2 separate regions of the Homo sapiens genome follow, and region 1 is linked to region 2. A link is a loop called in an ENCODE intact Hi-C map of the cell type or tissue named here. Cell type or tissue: ovary. All regions are shown on one strand. Each heading gives the region's core, and the rest is flanking DNA. Links, peaks and the distances in the headings are about the cores only. Region 1 overlaps ZMIZ1 (zinc finger MIZ-type containing 1). Region 2 overlaps ZMIZ1 (zinc finger MIZ-type containing 1).

What was found. A loop is a pair of places that touch in the nucleus more often than their neighbours do. Peaks named below come from ENCODE experiments on the same cell type or tissue, not always from the same donor. Only the 100,000 strongest peaks of a DNase experiment are listed, where the experiment ranks them.
Region 1: it touches region 2 in a loop (9-fold over the local background); 100 of 110 quality-filtered maps call a loop at or near these places.

Annotation. Positions count from the first base shown.
Region 1 is chr10:79,181,483-79,184,381 of GRCh38, reverse strand. All of the region lies in intron 4 of ZMIZ1 (zinc finger MIZ-type containing 1), which reads right to left. Among named protein-coding and RNA genes, the nearest start is that of ZMIZ1, 110 kb to the right of the region's middle. RefSeq lists enhancers at 1-716, 2,242-2,858. In ovary, for the core only: no CTCF peak of the experiment used is centred there; no DNase peak of the experiment used is centred there; H3K27ac peaks cover 2,500 bases.
Region 2 is chr10:79,070,212-79,073,110 of GRCh38, reverse strand. All of the region lies in intron 1 of ZMIZ1 (zinc finger MIZ-type containing 1), which reads right to left. Among named protein-coding and RNA genes, the nearest start is that of ZMIZ1, 2.7 kb to the right of the region's middle. RefSeq lists an enhancer at 326-829. In ovary, for the core only: no CTCF peak of the experiment used is centred there; DNase peaks (open chromatin) are centred at 1,770 and 2,230; H3K4me3 peaks cover 1,689 bases; H3K27ac peaks cover 1,947 bases.

The DNA.
Region 1 (2,899 bases), core at 298-2,797, 110 kb before region 2:
GCATGGCAGAGCCATGAGTCACACCTGCCAGTCTCCAAGGCCTATTCTCACGCTCACAGCTCACAATGCTGTGTGTGCACATCGGGAGAGGGGTGGAAGGAGAGGCAGGGGCAGGGAGAGCCACTCTGGCCAGCGCTTTCTGTCCCTGATGGTGGAAGGAAGACAGAGGTTCCTGGAATCCTCCCCTCTGCTCACCTCCCCAGAACCTCCCCTTTTCTTCTAAACATTCTGCACACTGTCCTCCCACAGGAAGACAGGCCACGGAGCAGAGCCACCTGGAGGCTCTGAACCAGAGGCCCTGTCCAGTATCCCACCTCAAGGCACCGAGGCAACGCTGGCCGACGTTTCCTGAGGGTCTGATATTGCACCCTTCATCTCCTTTAAACAACCCTATGAAGTAGACAGGAATAGTCCCTTTTATTGAGAAGGCACTGGAGGCTAAGAGAGTGTCATGAGTATGTCCAAGTTCACAGAGCTAATAAGGGGCACAGCTGGGATTCCAGCCCTGGTCTGACCCCAAAACCCAGCCCTTAACTGGTGATGATGATGATGATAGGATAACAGCCGTGCCTTCCTGAACTCACTATGTCCTCTGCCCTGCTTGAAGCACTCTGCAAATATTGATTTGTTTTATTCTTTCAACCATCCCACATAGTACACGATATAATTAGCTCCTTTGCACAGATGGGAAAACTGAGACACAGCATTGAAAGCAACACAGCCAAGGGCATTGCTAGTAACTCACAGTGCCAATGTTTGAACCCAACCAGGCAGACTTCAGAGCTCACGCTCGTAACCCATGTAACACACTCTTTCTCCAACCATGGGGATACCGTCTCCCAGCCTTGCATCCTTCATTCTGGATGGTTCTGGGACCCTGTTAGGGCAGGCAGCAGTTTAGGGGCCCAAGTTTTTCCCTTCATAGAGCTCATCAACCTAGAGAACTGGGGAATATCAAGCAGGACCTGGACTGTGTCTCTGCACACATGGGTGTGTGCGTGTGTGTGTGTGTGTGTGTGTGTGCGCGTGCACGAGCCTCAGGCCTGTGCTGCGTCCCGGGTGTGCATGCAGCTGATTTATAACCCTCCAAGAAAACAGAATTGCAAATCTCACCCACAAATCTTCCTTATCGAGGTACTTGCGACAGGCAGACACGTCGTGAATTCCCAAGAACAGGCAGGCCTCCCCACCAGCCTTGGCTCCCTTGTGCTCCCTGCACCATGGGGCCTGAAAGGGGCCAAGGGTTAGCTCTGACAGGTCCCTCTGGCTGCCAGCAGTCTGGCCAGTCCACTCCTGGGATTGGGTGCCAACCTAGGTTGACTTGGTACTGCTTATCAGAAATGCTGGCTCCTTAGTGACCCAGTCCAGGGAGAGCCTCATCAAGTACAGTTCCAGGACCCTCCTGGCTGACTCACCATACTAACTGCCCTACTCCAGCCCTCACTGCTCAGATGGTGAAGGGCAGGGCCTTGAAACACCTACAGACCCGAGGAGGAGGAAAACAGTGTACATCTAATGGATACGTACCATGCACACACCACGGACAGCACTAAGTGTTCAAGATTTATTTCATTTAATCGCCATGGAGACCCTGGAGACAAGGCCCAGAGAAGTCAAGTGACTGGGCTCGGCCTCGGAAGGCAGGCAGTCTGATTCTAGAGGCTGTGCTCGGAACCACTCCGCTGTGTTTTCTTCAACCCTGGGCCTCTTCAAATCCTCAAGCCTCTTAGGGCTCTCAGGCCCTGTCCCTGGCATACATACGCTTACCCACTTTCCCCCAGAGGGGTTTGGATCCACTGGGGTCACCTTGCTGGTATTTAATCCCATCCCAGTATTCATAGTTGTGGACCCCTGGGAGACATTCCTAGCTCCTGCACACCCAGAACCAATGCTGCTGCACTCTGAGTCCAGCTGACACTCTCCCCCCAAACCCAGCCCATACCTCACCCACAGAGCTCTCTCGAGAAGCAGGCCCTCTCGGGGGTCTGCAGTCACCCAGTCGATACTCCTGGCCCCCACCTTCTCCTGGAGGTGGGCAAGAAGGAGGTGGGTGCATCAGGCAGCAGCTGGAGGCAGCCAGGCAGCCCAGACTTGGCTGTCCTCTAAACTGCTGTGTGACCTAGGCCAGTCCCCTGCCCTTTCTGAGTTTTGTCTTTTTCATCTGAAAAATGAGCTTGGGCGGATTAAATTGCATGAGCAGGACATAGCCCTTGCCCCTCGGGAGAGGTGCGTCCATGCATGCACACACGCATGTGCACATACACACACACAGTTCTGGTAATGTCAGGTGACTGAATTCCCCATCCCAGCCCAAACAGAACCAGGGACCAGCCCATCCTTCCTGTGAGGTGTCTCTTGTCTCTCTCCAGCTTGGCACTGGGTGAGTCCTGGCTCCTCCTCCTCCTCCAGTTCAGACTCCTGCAGCCCCAAACCTGTAATCCCCAGCAGGGAAAATGACAGCCTTGTCCAGCAGCCGCCCTCAGCTGCCGGTGGGGAGCCGGGCGGTGGCTGTGGTGGTGGTGGCTGGGAGGCGGGCCGGGACATGCAGCCGCCAAGTCAGGGGAGGTCAATGACGGGGACAAATGCCATGGGGACTGTGGGTTGTGGGTAGAGGAAGGATGAGAGAGAAGAGCAGGGAGGGATGGGCTCAAGGTCCCAGGGCTGGCCTGAGGCTGGCCTGAGGCAGGATGAGGCCCAGAGGGGGTCACAAAGGGGTGTGACCTGGACAGCCAGGGCCTAGAGGACAGCAAGGTGAGCACTGCCCACGGTTTGGGGTTTGGGGAGCTATAAGCACAATGATGCCTGGGCTTCACCCCGGCTCCCTGGGAGGGCCTAGGAACCTTGAGAAAGTGCCTCTGGGGTCTGGTTGCAGCCGGTGGGCAGGTGGCTGCTCAAGCCC
Region 2 (2,899 bases), core at 210-2,709:
GCCCATCTCCTCCGGTAATAGGGAGACCCTCTCAATCATGATGGGGTCTAGCCTCTCCCCAGAGCCTATGCCTAGGACTGCTTTTCTCAGCCTTCTCCCTTCATCCTCTCTAAAGGCAGGGCCCAACCTCAGAACGCCCCGGAGCTTACAGCCAGGTGGATTGCTGCCTCCCCATCCTGAGGGACTCTTAAGGACAAAGAGCACTCCCCCAAAGGGCATGAGCAGAGAGCACTATATCCTGCTAAGAGGTCAGAGCTGTCGCCAGGCAAGGCTGCAGCAGTGTCCTGGGTAATCGTGGCAGCCTGGCCTTTGTTGTCCACACAAAATCTAAGGAGCCTCATAAAGACCAGGCAGCAGTGACAGGGGCTGGGCCAGGGCCCTGGGGAGCAAAGTTATGAATGAAAATGTAGAGGACCCAGCCACGAACCAGCAGGCCCTGCTTCCTGGTCCCACGACCAAGTGCCTACAGAAGCTTCTGGAAATTAATTGGTTGGTGCCTGAATTTCTTACAACAATGCCTCACCCTGAGGCCAGGGTCATGGCCACTCGTTGGACCCTCAGGGTCAGTGGCTTTATACGCAGGTATTCTTGTGACAAAACTCTCAGGATGCAGCAGGCCTCAAAGTGCCTTCCTTCCTAAATCCCTTCACCCCTCCCGCCATCAGGAAGAAACAGGAAAAAAAGTGAAGTCTGCAGCTCTTCTCAGTTGGGTCCTTGCCCCTGCAATTTTCTGGAATGAGTCAAGCATGGACACCTGTCCTATGTTGGAGGCATATCTATGGGGGCCAGGGATGGAGACATCGTTGTTATTGTGGCTAGGGAAGTGAGTGTGCGTGCGCGCGTGCGTGAGGGAGAAACTGGTTCTGTCGCCAAACCCCGCAGTCTCTGGACCTTTCTTCATTTTGCCCCTGGCTGTGAGAGGAACAAGAACCCTCCTCCCCCCTTTGCTTAGGAGGGAAAAGGGACATTTTGTCCCCACAAAGAAGCCAGCAACCCTTTTCTGCATAGACAAGGCTATTTATTCATAAGTCCAGCAATTTCTTATTCCCAACTCTTCTCAGTAAGCCCTACCCAAAATGCCAAATCCACCTCTTGAATCCACTCCCTACTGCTCCCTTCTCCTCCCCCCACCCAGCCCCCACCCCCAGTCACTGCCACCAACTCTCAGAAGTCTAAACTTTTGAGATTTACATGTGAAAACAGCGTTTCAAAACCTCGTGATTTGGGACAAGGAGACGCTTCTGTCCTTTGGGGGAAAACAAAACCCAACCGAAAATCATAAAGCTCAGAAGAAAACACCATCTCCCTCCAAATGCATTCCCTGGGCCCCCAACTCACACGTGCTCTGTAGCAGATAGGGCTTTCAATGTGTCTTTTGTTTGATGCTGATGTTTCAACATCCTCGACTTGAAGAGGGAAAGGTCAGCCCAAGGCTTGGGGTATTCACAAACCCACCCGGCCCCTGCACTGGGGCCAGGAGCCAGCAAGTGAGGGGCCAGGAATTTCCCCCACTCTGGACCCCCTCACAAAGCAGCCGGGGCTGAGAAGGCTAAGAAAGAGCTTGCTCTCTCATCTCAACTTCCCCGATAGCTCAACAGCAGCTTCACACTCCCGGGACCGTACAAGCGCCAGCGAACGCAGGCTGGAATTCACCAGCGCCAAGCTGCCCGGCTCTCCAGCCCCGGCGCCTGCCTCTTTATCTGTACCTTCAAAAACAGTAATAAGCAAACCCAGGCACCTCTGGGAACAGCCTCTGGCCTCCTGCCCTGCCCTGTGTAACCAGCCTGTCCTCACACCCACCAGGGAGGAGGAGTCGGCACTGGTTAACCCTCTGGTCTACCAGGCCCGGTTCCCAGGTTGCAGCAGGGAGACAAACTGTTGCTCAAGAAAATCCTTCAGAAAACCCTTGGCACCAGGAGGCAGCTCGGAGCGGCTCTGCACCCGGCGCGGAGCCAGGGGCTTCCACAGGCGGCCGCCCACTGCCCTTTTAAATCTTTGGGGCTGGGCCCTACTCTCCCATGCCCTGGGCTGTCCACCCAGAGGGCTCCAAATGTCCGTGGCAGAGCAGAGAGGAGGGAAAGGCTGGCCGAGCCGTGCCCTCACCCCGCCAGCCCAGCCGCCAGCTTCTTGGAGGACCTCTGAGAGAACATTTGTTTGGGCTGCCAAGTTAAATCTTCCTCCCTCATGTCAGGGCATTGGAAAAGCAGTCAGGGGAGAGGAGAAGGGGGAGAGCGCGCGGGGGAAGGAGCAGCGGGAGGGAGGGAGGGAGGGAGGCAGGCGGGCAGGCTCAAAGCCCCAGTTACTCGGGCACTGCCTACCCAGGAAGCTGACGGCTCCCGGGCAGGCGCAGCCGGGGCTCCGGGCACCGAAGCAGGGACCCGGCCGTCAGGCCTCCCCGGTCAGGCAAGGGTACCAAGCACCCTTGGCCCACCTGGGAGCGGCCCTCGCTCTGTGACCTGCTGGAGGGACGAGGTGGGAAGGGAAGGCAGAGAAGGAAAAAGTTTGCTGCAGGTAGAGGGGTAGGGCTGGGCGGCAGTGCCGACCGGCTGTCCCCGGGGAGGGGTGGGGGGCCCGGACCGGCTGCCCTGGCGCGCTCCCGTCCGCCCGCCCTCCCGCCCGGGTTGTTTACATTCCTGGAGTGTCTTTTAAACCCGGGGCTGAGGCCGGCTCCCGGCCTTCTCCGGCGGCTCCGGGGCAGTCTCCCGTGAAAATCTGCTGGCGCACAATGGCCGGGAAGGCGGCCGCCCCTCGCCCGCGCCCCCACCGCTCCAGGGCGGGGAGCCTGCCCTCCGCACCGCGCCCTATCCCCGCCCGGCCGGCTTCCTGGACAGATGTCCCCAGCGAGGGGGCGACGCGCGCCCGCTGCCCGCGCCCTAGACGCCGAGGCCGCGCTCCCCAC